Regions from separate parts of the Homo sapiens genome. Here region 1 is linked to region 2. The links are chromatin loops, found by intact Hi-C in ENCODE. Cell type or tissue: B cell. All regions are shown on one strand.

What was found. Peaks named below come from ENCODE experiments on the same cell type or tissue, not always from the same donor. Only the 100,000 strongest peaks of a DNase experiment are listed, where the experiment ranks them.
Region 1: it touches region 2 in a loop (20-fold over the local background); 2 of 110 quality-filtered maps call a loop at or near these places.

Annotation. Positions count from the first base shown.
Region 1 is chr7:88,165,643-88,173,642 of GRCh38, reverse strand. ADAM22 (ADAM metallopeptidase domain 22) reads right to left here. Exons shown (of 32, transcript NM_001324418.2): 24 at 7,697-7,811; 25 at 5,416-5,506; 26 at 2,082-2,099. Among named protein-coding and RNA genes, the nearest start is that of SRI-AS1, 47 kb to the left of the region's middle. In B cell, CTCF peaks have their summits at 3,514 and 3,721 (motif pointing right); no DNase peak of the experiment used is centred here.
Region 2 is chr7:87,308,858-87,316,857 of GRCh38, reverse strand. No RefSeq gene overlaps it. Among named protein-coding and RNA genes, the nearest start is that of TP53TG1, 33 kb to the left of the region's middle. In B cell, CTCF peaks have their summits at 4,197 and 4,399 (motif pointing left); a DNase peak (open chromatin) is centred at 4,387.

The DNA.
Region 1 (8,000 bases), 860 kb before region 2:
AATTGGGAAGATCTTTACTTGAATGTCTATAGATATTTTTATAAGATTGAATATTTTTTAATGCATGCTTTGGTCTGTTGGCCTTACCACTTTGTCTATAATCACTAACATATATTCTCAAAAAGGAAACTCATTTAGAAAACACTTATACATTCACAACTTCCTGATCTAAAGTCTATTCTTTGCCATTTCTCCACTTTGAGACCTACTGTACAAACCTAATATTCATTAGTTATGGGCAAGGACAAAAAAAAGGTTGTGTTGACATATATCAAAATATATAAAATAAATATCCACTGAAGATGTGACAACTCTCAAAATATGATGGACTAGATTCCAAAAGAGTAGCCAGATCAATGAAATGATGACTCAGTAACACCAGGAGACATGAAATTATATCAGGCACATAAAGGAGATTCTTCATGTGAAAATGTTCTTAACGATATCTCTCTACATATTGAGTTAGAACAAGAAATTTGTGCATACTTTTCAATATTAATCATTTTTTTAAAGTGTGGGCAATTCCCTTATTCTGGATAGAATCCCTAATGAGAACACATCTTAGAGCACTGTGCTAGCTTTGCTTATGTTGCCTATGAGACATTTCACTTTCATTTTCATATATTCAGCAATATTAAATTACATTATAGCCTTAGTTCCTGTGGAAATGAAGCTGAATCATTAACTTTTTAATCTTATTTGCCTAATTCTATTTTCCACTAAAGAAACTCACCAAACTTAGATTTCTAATACGATCAATCAACCTCTACCCAACAGAAAGTCTAAACGGCGGCTCCTGCTCTAAGCAAGCGCTTTTGGACACAAGAGTTTAAAACACATCATGAAGAAATCTGGTTGTTCTTAAATTGTAATTTTGTCCCAGTTTTACTTTTTCCATTAATGATGAGTTAGTCACTCTAGGGAAAGGTCAATATTTTCTGTTGTCTACACAAACTGACCAGGATTTCAAATGGTAACCCATGGGCACTATATATTTATACAGATTCTACAGATACCTATGGTTAAAGCCTTATGGGAATTTTAATTTATTTAAAAAAGAGTAAAGTTTAAATTTTTGATTTGTGAAAAAAATGAAAGTTGTGATGGAGCATGACAAATTACCACATTTATACACCTTATTCATAACCTGTCACAAGCATGCAACTCAACAATGGAAAAGGTTAAGTAAATAGGAATCTGCATAAATACCATGAGTATAGAACTAAATACCATTATCATGTGTAAGACCTGGTCTAGGTTATCAGTTTCCAGGATAATATTTTAATATTTTTTATCAATAGCTAACAGCACTAGTAACTTTTTAAGTGGGAAAAGTGAAGAGTGCATTCCAATATTATGTGCTAATTTAGATTCAGATAAAATAGGCAATTGTTATAGAACAACATGAACATTTTGTATCTCTTTTAAGCTGTTGGTTAAACATAGATTTTTACGGTTATGCTATACAGGGTGTCTGACTTTCTCAAGAATATAGGCATTTTTATTATTCCAACTATGCAAATTCTTTCTTTAAATGTGCAGTTACCTAATCAATACAAAAAATTCCTTATGCAGAGATAAACAGGCTCACGAAATGCTAGAACATTCCCAACAGCAACACTGCCCAAATAAACTTTGTCACTTATGAATGGATATTATTAATATAAAAACAGTAATAAATAAATTCCCTCAGAAAGTATTAGGCAATAAGAGTGTTACAAACATGAAGAAAAGCTAATATTAATGTAAACAAATGGGACACCTTAACATAGAGGAAGTTTGTTTTAGATGGAAAAAATCAATTTCTATATATATTACTATTAAAAAATAAGCAAGACTCCACTAATTGTAGTATCGTTGGATAAAAGATCCATTAAAATTAAATGACAGATCTATTTTAAATTGCTATATTTCACAGCACCATCATTAAAATTACCTCAAGATAATGAAAAATCGATTAGTGTATGATTATTATACATAAAAACAAAGTGAACTTAATTATAATTGCATGTATGAATTCCAACAATGCTAATATGAGTCAAACCTTTCAGTTTTATGTTCACATTATTTGTATTACATACCTCTGTTCTCGATAGTTTCTTTTCATGGACAAGAAGAGAAAGAGGGAAAAACATAAGAGTTAGTTACCTCTGGAAGGACATCAAGAGGGAGCTCTAAACATAAAAGCTCTAGCTTTCATTGAAAAGTCTTCACTAGAGGATTCTGAATTACAGAATTAAAATGGGAATGCACACACAAAAATGTCACCTCATCATCAGGAGAAGCAACAAAGAGTCAGTGACAATATTGTCAAACAATTGTCCACTTTTAAAAACATAAATATGCTGCAGTCATTAAAGAGTAATTGTTTTCTCAACATCAATCACTGCTCTAAAGTAAATCTTATTTCAAACACAGGTCTTCAAACATACATTGACTTAATGAAATTAATGAATCAAGTTACTTATATAAATAACTTTTTACAGAAATAAAATTATAATTCATTCCTAATGGAATATAAACCCCAAACTATAGTTATTCCTAAGAATTTCAAATAGGGGAATATAAATGAATACCAGAACATTTTATTTCATCAGGTATGATAAATAGGAGTGAGTCAATTCGTGACTGTTAAGGATCTCCTAAGTGATTACTACTTACTCGCTGAAGCTTCACATTGGAAATACTTGTTCAATGTTTAGTCTCTGTGTTTATTTAACCATAAGCTAAAATCGACTTAAATGAGTTTCCAACTAAGTGGATCTTATTAAAAAATTGCTCTACAGGGTGTGGTAGTACAGTACCAGTGACTTTTCAAGAGTTCACTGCTAACTTTCTATCTTGACATAATTAAGTGTTAATATTTTGGAGACACGTTAGAAAGGTCATGCAAGTGAGTAGTTTTGGGCTGCTTCCTCTAAGATCAAGGATAATGTTTTCATATGGATTTCATTGGTAACATCTTTACTTGCCAGTCTATTTCATCCACATTATACATATCACGTTTGATAACGGGCACATGACGGCAAAGGTGCCAATTTGTTATTATTTTTCATCCTGGAAACTATCAGATGGGGGAAAAATAAGCCTGGTATTTTTCTATTCAACATGTTTTGCTTTTTATTCCTTCAATCTGATTTCCTGAGCCATACGGTTCCAAATGAGCATTCTACTTTATTTTTTTTTTTAATTCCTGCTATTCTCCACCCCAAGGCTTGGAGAAGGGGTAGAAAGTTTAACTGGACAAACTAATGAGAAAATGAGTTCTCAGGTTCTAAATGGGGTTTTAAATTGCAAATAGAATAAGTAAAACATCATATTCATGAATTTAATTCCTCTATTAAAATATCTACATTCCCACTATATTCCTAAACATATTCTGAATAATTTTAGAAACATTAAAACTTTAGCTATTTGGGCTAGTTATTTATAAAGAAGATACTGTAGTATGCACAAGGTGTGTCTTTTTCCTTAAGCTAAAATCAACTTAAATGAGTTTCCAGCTAAGTGGATCTTATTAAAGTTGCAAAGTGTATATATTGAGGAATGAACAGATCTCAAAAGAATGCCATAAAAATAAGAAGTCACCTGCAGAAAAAAAGTGATTTTCATTCTAATCAATAAAGGCAAATAGACACATAATTTAATAAGTAATATGAGCGTTTAGGTTTCTAAAAGGTAGGTTTTTCCAAGATTGTAAAAATGAAATATCCACTTCCATCACTAGGTGGCAGAAAATCACACACTCCAGAAGGAACAATTTTTTCTTTCCATTTTCACACAGCCAAATGAAACAACTGAGCTACTTCAACACAATAATGCTTGTGATGACAATTACTACTTAAATCATGCATTAATTTGGAGAAATGGTGTGATTCCAACACAGAGCTAATTTGCTTCTGGTGTGAGGAGAAATCAAATGACAAAAAGAGAAGCCTTCCTATCAGATATATGATTTGATAACTCCAAATGTTATGCTGAGGTGAAATACACCCAGTAACCTGCACACCAAAGAGGCCCATAGGTTTTAAGCATCTGCTATGAACTTATTATTATCACCTAACATGGTCTTAAGCCAACTGCGCCAAAGGTAACACTTTTGTAAGTATATATGGCAATTGCTTGTGAGGTCAAAATTATGAAAGAGTTTATTTAGCTGAAAAGGGAGAGCAATTAGTTTACTGCCAGGATAAGTTTTGTATGCTACAAGCATTAATGATACAAGAATTTGTGGAAGACTACATGGTACAGGGCTAGATGCTCATTTAATCAGGGAAAAGCTTACTACTGTGCTGTACTCTCCTTCACTATGACATGCCATGTCAAACTGTAATGTTTTGCCAAACTGTAATATGCTCTCTGCGCTACTCATTAATATATAGTCTTCCACAAATGCCTGTATTATTAATGCTTGCAGCATACAAAGCTTATCCTGCCAGTAAACTAACTGCTCTCCCTTTTTAGCCAAAGAAACTCTTTGATGGTTTTGACCTCACAAGCAATTACCATGTACACTATAAAGATGTTTCCTTTGGTGCAATTGGTTTAAGACCATGTTAAGTGATAATAATAGCAAACAATTACATAGTGCTTACTGTGGGCCAGGTACTACTTTGAGTGTTTGACATATATTAACTTATGGAACAAAGGCAAGTCCATTAAAAGGCATGGGGTAAATGTCTAAAATTTTGATTCTAATTCCCAAAACTTTGAGTTACCTAAGTTTGATCCATGAGGAAAAATGTGCTATGAAATGAGGTAATGCCCAGAATGCCTAGCACAAGCTGCAGGCCTTCCAAATGGAGAAAAACCCCAGGCCTGTGGACTGGAACATCATCATCAAGGATCAGCAGAATATGATTTTAAGTTGAAATATTAAAGAAAATTTAAGGTTTACTATATTTACATTTTAACTTATTAAACTTAAATTAGTTATTTGAATACAAAGAAATTTTTCACATCATAAGATTAAAGCACTTAAAAAGGAAATTGAATACTCTGGTTTCTTTTCAGATTATATAAATCATGAAAAGAAAATTGAACACATTAGATAGATAAATAAGTTTACAATGTTTGAAGGCCTTTACTGAGCAAAATGTTTAAGGTTATTAAATTCTCTTCAAAAGTTACAACTTACCAGTTTTTACAAATTTAGACTGGTTTCAATTCACTTCAAGGATTTTTAAATAATACTCAGTTCTTTTACAATAGAAGGAAGTTGTCTCAAAATCTAAAAAATGATGTTATTATCACTTCTCGCCATGCCAAGAATAAGCATTGACTGGCTGCTGAGCCAAGCTGATTTTCATTGCAAGTATATTCAACCAATGATACAAAACTTTCTAGATGTTTTCATGTAATCAAAATGTTTAGAAGTATATTTCAATAGTAACAAGACTGAGACATTTCACTTACTTATAACCCCACGCAGTTATTCCTAATATGAGGGCCAGCACTAAAATGGTGCCAGCAATTATGCCTATTATGATATTGGTGCCAGCAACACCTGAGAGGAAAAAAAAGAAAGAAGGAAGATCAGTGGTATAAAATCCTTTCAGAAACTTTATTGTTCAGTTTTGTAATCATCACACTAACAACACTGTTTGTTTTCAAAAATGAGTATTTTTCAAAGGAAAGAAAAAATCAACCATAATTCAGCAATCCATATCAGTTGTTTTAAAAATAATTTTTGGCAAATGTCCTTTTTAATTCTTGTCCAAGTGCATTTTGCACAGTTGTATTTTCCAGAAACCATGATGTCATTAAACTAAAAGAGGGAAGAGTAATGAAACTTAGGGAGGAACTTGTAGAAAATCTGTGTTCCTTTTGATCCTTACCTCTTTCTCAGAAATTCTAGAAATGTTATTGTGCATATCACTCCATTTTGACAACTAACGCAAGGTCCTTACTGCTCTCGGTTTTGTGTGTGTTATATTTTGTCTCTCTCAAAGTGAATACAAGCTTCTTAAGGGAGAAAACATGTCCACAGACTTCTGTGATTACTGCCCAGGTGATGTAGGTGATAGAAACACTGGGCTTGTAATTCCCCGTCTGGGCAATGATGGCTGTGGCATTCTAGAGAAGGAAACCCCAGAGGAAAAAGAGTTGAGTGAGCTGGAGGATTGGAGCTGATGTGGCAGGAGAGGCAGCACCACACTGGCAGAGAGACAGGCAGGCAGAATCCAGGGCGGGATTGAAGCTCAGAACACAGTGATGGCATTGTTGTGCCAGTATCCATTGTCAGGCAGGCTGAGATATAATCTTTAAGGGGATCATCACAGCAGAATGGCACCATGAGTCAAAGGCTTGGTCAATAAGCTCAAATGAGGGCTCAAAGGCAGAAAAGGCTGATCTGAATGAGGCCTGGCTCTGACACCAGAAGGCCTGTTTTGCTGATAATGATTTGTGCCACATGGTTAACTGCAGAGCTTTCATCCAGAGTAGCTTAGATCCATCTTTGCCTGCTCCACTCCTGAGGCATCCTTTTATACATCAGAGGTCAGGAGTCATGGGCTACTTGAGAAGATTTCAATTCTCCATGATAGTAGTGGCAGTCTCTCTGTCTGGGAGCCCTCAGAATTCATGTCAGACAGCAGGGCTAGGTCATCTGAGCAGACTAGTGGACTCCAACCTGCCAGGTCCTCTGTGGGATGCACAGATGCAAATGCCAGAGGATTCCTTGGGTCACTAGAATTTTCTTACTTCAAGACCTAGCATGTCTGCCCCCCCTTCCTTTTTTTCCAGGGACTTAACAGGGATCAATAAACTTAGATGTTAGTCTTGTTTATTTCTAAGTAATGGTATGGCTTTTGACACGTCATTTAAATCCATCTATCTAAATATTATTGTCTTTGAATTAATTACTGGAACAAGCTCCACACTACCACTGCTAAGACTAGGGACTCTAAAATCTTAATCATCCTATGATTTTCTTTATAAAAGTCATATTAGCTAAAACTGTTTACCCTTTCTGGACTATTAGAATGAACATATTCCTTTTTTCTCATCCTTTGAAAGTGACTGAACTTTAGGATTTGAGCATTATCTTGTATAAAAGAATACTCAATAATGAAATGATGAAATATTTTAAAGGGGGACATTTGCCTCCAATGTATAAGTTCTTTCAACTGTCTGCATTTGATTTCTATACCCCCATTTGGGCCACCCTAGCTTTTAGGACTGCACCTGTTATTTCTTATCCATGTTCTTAAAGCCCCACCAGGAACCTTGGCCAGGATTACTAACTGTAGCCAGTTCAGGCTACAGAACTGGGGTTGAACAACAATGAGATTCTATAATAAAGAATATTAAAATATTTTAAAACCAATTCTTTAATTGTTTCTTCTTTATTCAGTTCAAAAATATAAAATTATTCCTCTAAATGCACACAATTAAGAGTTATGACTACTTCCACATTTGAAAGAAATGTTAGGGTTAATTGACAGCCTCAGAAAAATCTCAGAATGAAGTAGGACAAGATAAGGCTAAATCAAATAGACTAAGTTATACGTAATATTACATATCATTACAATTTAATGGACATAATCAGTTTCATAAAATGGACCCCAGTTGTATAATTCATTATTATGAGAATGTATTTCTGATTATCATAAAAATAACTCAAATAAAAGTTTTCAGAGAGCAGCTTTCTCTTTGTGTATAAAGACTACATAATGTTACCAAATTAAGTACTTACCATTGCCAGACAGAGTGATACCAGTCTTTGCATCATCATTGTGAGGGAAGTAAGTGTTGCAATCAGAACCTATCCAGTGTCTGTTACACACACACTTCAGCTCATTACTGCAAACCTGAGATCCAAAATCAAGCTAGAGTAAATGTCAACTCTCTGGTACAGAAGCATGAAAAATAAACACTAATTTCTTATTATTATATGCTTAGAATGTGGTAATTCCAAAAAATTATTAGTATGTTCTTCTTAATACTAATTACATTATTTCTCCCTCCAGTACCTCAAGCAAATGTTTCCTAGAGACCAA
Region 2 (8,000 bases):
TTAAGAAGTTGGAAACTTTTCATCAGAAGAGCGCCATGGAAAGGAAAGTCCAGGGAATAAAGGATAGTGTTCAAAGATAGTTACTGATACTGACATAAGACTTCCTAGAATTTATAGCTGTATTTTGAGGGAGTGTTTAGGAATAAATCTTTCCATTTATGAATGTTTGTTGTCATGGTTAAATTTATAAAGTGTCAAAAACCCATTTTAGAAAATGCTGGTCCAGACCCTTGCTACTCACTGTGGTCCAGGAACAAGTAGTATTGATGTCACCTGGGAACTTATTAGACTCTAGGGCCTCACCCCAGAACTACTGAATCAGAATCTTCAGTTTCACAAAATCCCCAGGTGATTTCTATGTAGTAGTCTAGACTGGCAAATAATAGCAGCTGGGAGTTTTGGTGGTCAGTGGAACCTAAAGTGATACTGAGGCCCATCCTGAAAGAAGTTACTGGGCAGGCAAGGGGAGTAGGTGGACTTTCCGTGGAGTGAATGGCCTGCAGCAAAAGGGTAGGTGGCACTTCCAGCTGGGCAGGGGACTCATATCTGTGGCAGCAACGCTTCCTTTTATTGAGTCCATTATGCCTAGTGAGGGAAGCCTGCTGAAATAATTTAACCAACTTCTGCAGATTCACTGCCCCATATGGTCCACTAACAAAACCTTTCTATATTTTCAGAACTGCTACAGATTTTGTGTGTGTATGTGTGTATACATGTACATACATGTGTACACGTGTGTGCATATATATGTAAAATAATTGCAATATTATGATTGTGAGAAAGGTGCCGATTTGCCTTTTTAAAGCCACACTTTCAGCCAATAAAACAAAAAATTCCCTGAAACATTTCAACCCAAAATTTCGTTTTCAGAAACCAGATACCTATCTAAGTTATAGAACTGACATTTAGAAGTGCTTATAAATGAGCTTCTAAATGAAAAATAATGTTGAGTAATGGAAAATCTGGAATCCTTTATTTAAATTCAGCATCTTCTTCTGGGAAATAGGGATAATGATACTTACTGGCGGGTTGTAGTAAGATGCATAGTGAGATACATGGTATGTTGTTGTTGTTGTTGTTTTGGAGATGGAGTCTTGCTCTATCACCCAGACTGCAATGCAGTGGCACAATCTTGGCTCACTGCAACCTCCACCTCCCGGGTTCAAGCAATTCTCCTGCCTCAGCCTCCCGAGTAGCTGAGACTATAGGCATCCACCATCATGCCCGGCTAATTTTTGTATATTAGTAGAGACGGGGTTTCACTGTGTTGCCCAGGCTGGTCTCGAACTCCTGAGCTCAGGCAATCCACCCACCTTAGCCTCCCAAAGTGCTGGGATTACAGGCATGAGCCACCACGCCTGGCCAATACAAGTTATGTTTTCTAAACTGATAAAATTATTAGAATCAGCATTCATTTACACCAGTGTAAACACAGCATTAGCCTCACTGACTATCTACATACAAAACCAGTGAGAATTGAGGTTCCAGGCAAGGTACATCTGACTCTTGAAAGCAGCAGAGCTTGACTCAACGTTAAGTTCTCAATTGTATGAACTTCAAAGCTTATTTGCGACCATATATGATAAGTAGAGTTAAAAATGAATGACTACAGAGGAGATAAGTGAGAGACCCCTTTTATAAAAGGGACAGTTGTCACCCATCTTGCCAGGAATGATGACAAGGAAGGATGGAAATTGTCATGATCCTAACAATTCACTGGACCCAGGGTCAACCCAAGCCAATAATACCAGAATTTCTTCATATTGTCCTGCCAAAGAGGATATTTTAGATGAATATAGAGCAGGCCCACCCCAGACCTATTGCTCTTCATAACAAGCTTTATATAGCCCAAGAGCTGTCTCCTCAGCTCCCCACCGTGGCCCCCTCCCAAACTGTTTAGTTACCTTTTGCTGCATAACAAACTACCCTACACTTAGTGGCTTACCAGAGCAAGTCATTATTTCTCATGAATCTATGGTTTGAGTGGGCCCTTCCAGACAATCCCATTATCCAGGTTGTCTTTTCTTTTCTTTACTTTCTCCCTTCCTTTCTTTCTTTCTTTATTTTATTTTATTTTATTTTTTGATGTAGTCTCACTCTGTTGCCCAGGCTTGAGTGTAGTGGCACGATCTGGGCTCACTGTAACCTTGACCTCCTGGGTTCAAGCAATTCTCCTGCCTCAGCCTCCCAAGTAGCTGGGATTATAGGTGCCTGCCACCATGCCCGGGTAATTTTTGCATTTTTAGTAGAGGCAGAGTTTCACCATGTTGGCCAGGCTGGTATCGAACTCCTGGCCTCAGGAGTTTATATATATATATATGCCTTGGCCTCTCAAAGTGCTGGGATTACAGGTGTGAGCCACCGTGCCCAGCCTCAAGGTCAGTTTTTGTTTTTGTTTTTTGAGATGGAGTTTCACCCTTGTAGCCTAGTCTGGAGTGCAATGGCACGATCTTGGCTCACTGCAACCTCCCCCTCCTGGGTTCAAGTGATTCTCCTGCCTCAGCCTCCCAAGTAGCTGGGATTACAGGTGTGAGCCACCACTCCTGTCTAATTTTGTATTTTTGGTAGAGATGGGGTTTTTCCATGTTGGTCAGGCTGGTCTCGAACTCCCAACCTCAAGTGATCCACCCGCCTCAGCCTCTCAAAGTGCTGGGATTACAGGCATGAGCCACCACACCTGGCCTGGGTCAGTTTTTTAGTACTAGAGCTGCTATCTGATCTCCACTTGTCCTTTTATAGTGCTTCATTTCTGGGGTGGTCAGAATTTCAGAGGCAATGATAATATAACCAACAAAAGACTGTTTGTGTAATCTGTAACCAACTTTACTAAAGAGCCATGAGTGACTATAGGAAATGTCAATATAGGGGGAAATAAACTTAAGTTGTATATTAATTATAAATGTTCTCATTATAGATTTTTAAAAAATAGTTAAGGCTTTCCCTGGACACAATCCATCTCCCTTCAGCAAAAGGGTAGGTGGCACTTACTACCTTCTTCAGAAAGGTCTTGGTGTCCACTCTCTTCAGAAAGAGAATAAATGGAGTTTCTTCAGTATCGCACAGTAGAAATCAAACCCTATCCTTCAGGAAACCCCTTAACAGAGATAAATGTATTTCCCATCCCTTCTCCAACAGGCATCTTAAGACAATAATTTGCCATAAACAATTTCCCAAATCTTAACATAGAGCGAGGAGAGGAGCTTTGCCAGATTGGCCCCACTGGGACTTTGACACTCCAAGTCTCCTGGTATCCTTTGAGAAATCTCTACAGGTATGAAATGAGGTTGTGTCTCTTCCTCATCCTTCCTGCAAGCTCCTAATGGATGTCTTCTCCCAGCCCCACATATACACCCTTTAAGGATAAACAATCAGAGATGGAAGAGTCTAAGTTCATATGAGGAATGAGAACCATTTCTCCAAGTTCAACCTCTCCAGCATCTTTCTCTTCCCTCAACTGAGAGAGTGCTTCACTTTGCAGATCAAGATCCATTCTTCTTTGTTGATTTTCTGTTTCCAGGCCTTAACCAGAAACCTATTGTTTATATATATATATATATTTAAAATCAGACCCATTAGAGTGTCTTTCCAACAATAGGTAGTATAAATCTGATGGCTGCTTTTTAGCAACATAAACTCCAAGCAGAAGCACTGATTGTCAGTTTGCCTTTACTTTGAACAAAATGAAATTCTTGGAGATTAGTCTTTATAAGCAGTAGATGAGCAGTTTAAAGAATTAACTTCTGTCTGTCCAGAGCCCACCCCAGAAGGGCTGGGTTGAGGAGGTGTGTTTTTCTTTCTGCACGTATAACTCTGTATTTATGAAGGCCATTCATTATGATCATTTTCCCCCAGTGGAAGAGAATAATCTAAGGAAAGGTGTGCCATATACCTAGAGAGCAGTCAAATATACCTTTAGAGCCTGTTTCCTGCCTACCTCTGTGCACTATTGTCCTCCCCCATCAGATCACCTAGTGAATGAAGGCAGTCAATCTCCATGGCTCCAGTCTCTGAAGCAGTCCCTTAAATGCCAAGTGTTGGCTTTACTTTTTCAAAACATTTTGACAGATTTCTTCTTGGAAACTAGATCTCTAGAACAACTTTATCCTGAAAGAAAGCAAGACATACATTGCCCCCCACTCCCACTTTGAAAAGTTCCTAGCATAAACACACACTTTACTAAGAATCTTAAAATACCTGACTGTAAGATAAATTAATTTTAAAATGACCTCAATAATTTAATCATAATTTGAATAGCTGATCATATCTTCTCTGGGTAATGACATGAGGAAAATACACAATTGGCCACAGCTGACTAACTACTTGGTCTTAGATTTAAAAGAAATGGATTTAGTGAGGAGCAGGGCTTTCTTTCCAGTACCAGCTGTGATGGAGCGACACCTTCTGGCACACATGGAGTACTGCATGCTAGAGGGCTCCTCTGCTAGGAGGCCCTCTTCAAGAGATCTCAATCAACTCCACTGACCCAAGTTCGGTTCCATCAAAAAGGTCAAAGATAGGTGACAGTGTTGGCTAGACAGTTAATAATTTCCATTGCTGACTTTACACATCATTCCTGGCTGGCCATTGGCCTTTTAGAAAAAAAACAAAGCAGCCTAAAGTACCAAGATCATCTAACATTATTAGAAATATTGGCCACATCCTCCCCACTCTTCACTCCATGTCCCACCCAAAAGAAAACTTCATATGACCAAAAAGTCAATGGAATCTTTGCAACAATGATCAGTCCAGAGCTCATTTTGGGTGATACAGGTAACAAACCAGTTGTTAAAAGGCATTTCATCTCATGTTATTCTGGTGGGCCCCAAGGCAATGGTGGCTGGGGGTGGAATGGAGGGGCGTGGAGAACACAAACACAATAATGGAATTCCTAATTTCAGAGGAGAAAAGCAGTGTATGGACACTTAAGTGTGTTAGTTTTCTAGGGCTGCCATTACAAAGTACCACAAACTAGGTGGCTTAAACAGTAGAAATGTCTTGTCTGACAGTCCTGGAGGCTAGAAGCCCCAGATTAAGGTGTCAATAGGGTTTTTCCCTCAGAGGGCTGTGCAGAAGAGCCTGTTCTATGTCTCTTTGCCAATTTCTAGTGGTTTTCTGGAAATCTTTGGTGTTTCTTGGCTTGTACAGATTTTTGCCTTCATCCTCCCTGTGTGTGTCTGTCTCAGTCATGGCATTCTTTTATAAAGACACCAGTCATATTGGATTAAGGGCCCACCCTACTCTAGTATGACCTCATCTCATCTAAGTATATCTGCAATGACAGATATATTCCAAATAAAGTAACATTTGGAGGTACTGGGGGTTAGGACTTTCATATATGAGTTTTGCGGGAGACACAATTCAACTCATAACATTAAAGAAATATTTTCTTGTTTAATCTCTTCTCCAAAAAGTGCAATAACTGTCTATGAGAAATATGCATGTGCTTATTCTAATAGGTCTCATGCTTAAACAACATGATGATAAGCCAACAGGTTATACTGGAGATAATATTGAGAAGCAAGTCAGGACACAAGACCATAGTAGTCCTCAATACCAAGAGCAGCAGTGATAGTTGCCTGCTCCTGCAGTACAAGCTGAGTACAGCATTGCTAAAAGCCTAGCCGCATCCCTGGGACCCCTCCAGACTGAATGACGCAGACTTGGGTGAAGTACACAGTTGGAATGAGAATGGATTCAGGACTTATGACTGTTCCCTGTGGGTAGGGGCTGGCTGCTTGAGGGAAATGGTTGGGATTGATCTGGAAAGACCATGGACCAGGCTCTTTGGGTTGGGGGATACATAAGAGAAGGGCCCTCCAGGCTCTGATGCTGTACCTGCAGGACTCTGGCAAAGTCCCAGTTAGAAAGGACTTTGTCCCTGTTTCCATGGTGTTAATCCCTTTGAAAATTTCCCTAACCTTCAAAGAAAACGTGCCTCAATGAGACGGAAGGAATCAGAAGGTTAGGGAAGGAGAGGCTGGAATTCCTCATTTTATCCCTAGCTCCAACAGAGAAGGGATATTAGCTGGTTAAGTGGACTATTTAATGCATGGTGAGAAGTGCAGCCAGCAGTGACCCAGTAAGAGCAGTGGGGAAAACCATCTGATCCCACAGTGTGCTCAAGCCAAGAGGACTGTGACACTATAATGCAGATCTGCTTATGCATACACATTAGAGAAAACTGGGAAAAAGGGTAGACATCTGAGTTATAATTACAAGGGGAGTCTAGCTTGGAATAAATTACTGCCTTTTCCTGGAATCCTTATTTTGTAAAAGGTAGAAGGCGGCTTTCTTTTTTTTTCTTTTTTTTTTTATTATTATACTTTAAGTTCCAAGATACATATGTAGAACGTGCCGTTTTGTTACATAGGTATACACGTGCCATGGTGGTTTGCTGAACCCATCAACCCATCGTCTACATTAGGTATTTATCCTAATGCTATCCCTCCCCTGGCCCCCACCCCCTGACAGGCCCTGGTGTGTGATGTTCCCCTCCCTGTGTCCATGTGTTCTCATTGTTCAACTCCCACTTACGAGTGAGATCATGAGATATTTGGTTTTCTGTTCCTGTGTTAGTTTGCTGAGAATGATGGTTTCCAGCTTCATCCATGTCCCTGCAAAGGACATGAACTCATCCTTCTCTACAGCTGCATAGTATTCCATAGTGTATATGTGCCACATTTTCTTTATCCAGTCGATCATTGACGGGCATTTGAGTTGGTTCCAAGTCTTTGCTATTGTGAACAGTGCTGCAGTAAACATACGTGTGCATGTGTCTTTATAGTAGAATGATTTATAATCCTTTGGATATATACCCAGTTATGGAATTCTGGGTCAAATTTATTTCTGGTTCTGGATCCTTGATCTAAATCCCTGTCTTCCACAATAGTTGAACTAATTTACAATCCCAGCATGAGTGTAAAAGCATTCCTATTTCTCCACATCCTCTCCAGCATCTGTTGTTTCCTGACTTGTTAATGATTGCCATTCTAACTGGCATGAGATAGTATCTCATTGTGGTATGATTGGCATTTATCTAATGACCAGTGATGATGAGTTTTTTTCATGTTTGTTGGCTGCATAAATGTCTTATTTTGAGAAGTGTCTGTTCATATCCTTCGCCCAGGTTTTGATGGGGTTGTTTGTTTTCTTGTAAATTTGTTTAAGTTCCTTGCAGATTCTGGATATTAGCCCTTTGTTAGATGGATAGATTACAAACATTTTCTTCCATTCTGTAGGTTGCCTGTTCACTCTGATGATAGTTTCTTTTGCTGTGTAGAAACTCTTTAGTATAATTAGGTCCCATTTGTCAATTTTGGCTTTTGTTGCTATTGCTTTTGGTGTTTTAGTCATGAAGTCTTTGCCCATGCCTATGTCCTGAATGGTATTGCCTACGTTTTCTTCTACGGTTTTTATGGTTTTACATCTTATGTTTTATTCTTTAATCCATCTTGAGTTAATTTTTGTATAAGGTGTAAGGAAAAGGTCCAGTTTCAGTTTTCTGCATATGGCTAGCCAGTTTTCTCCACACCATTTATTAAATAGGGAATCCTTTCCCCATTGCTTTTGTCAGGTTTGTTAAAGATCGGATGGTTGTAGCTGTGTGGCATTATTTCTGAGGCCTCTGTTCTGTTCCATTGGTCTATATGTCTGTTTTGGTACCAGTACCATGCTGTTTTCGTTACTTTAGCCTTGTAGTATAGTTGGAAGTCAGGTGGCATAATGCCTCCAGCTTTGTTCTTTTTGCTTAGGATGGTCTTGGCTATGCGGGCTCTTTTTTGGTTCCATATGAAGTTTAAAGTAGTTTTTTCCAATTTTGTGAAGAAAGTCAGTGGTAGCTTAATGGGGATAGCATTGAATCTATAAATTACTGTGGGCAGTATGGCCATTTTCACGATATTGATTCTTCCTATCCATAAGCATGGAATGTTTTTATATTTGTTTGTGTCCTCTCTTATTTCCTTGAGCAATGGTTTGTAGTTCTCCCTGAAGAGGTCCTT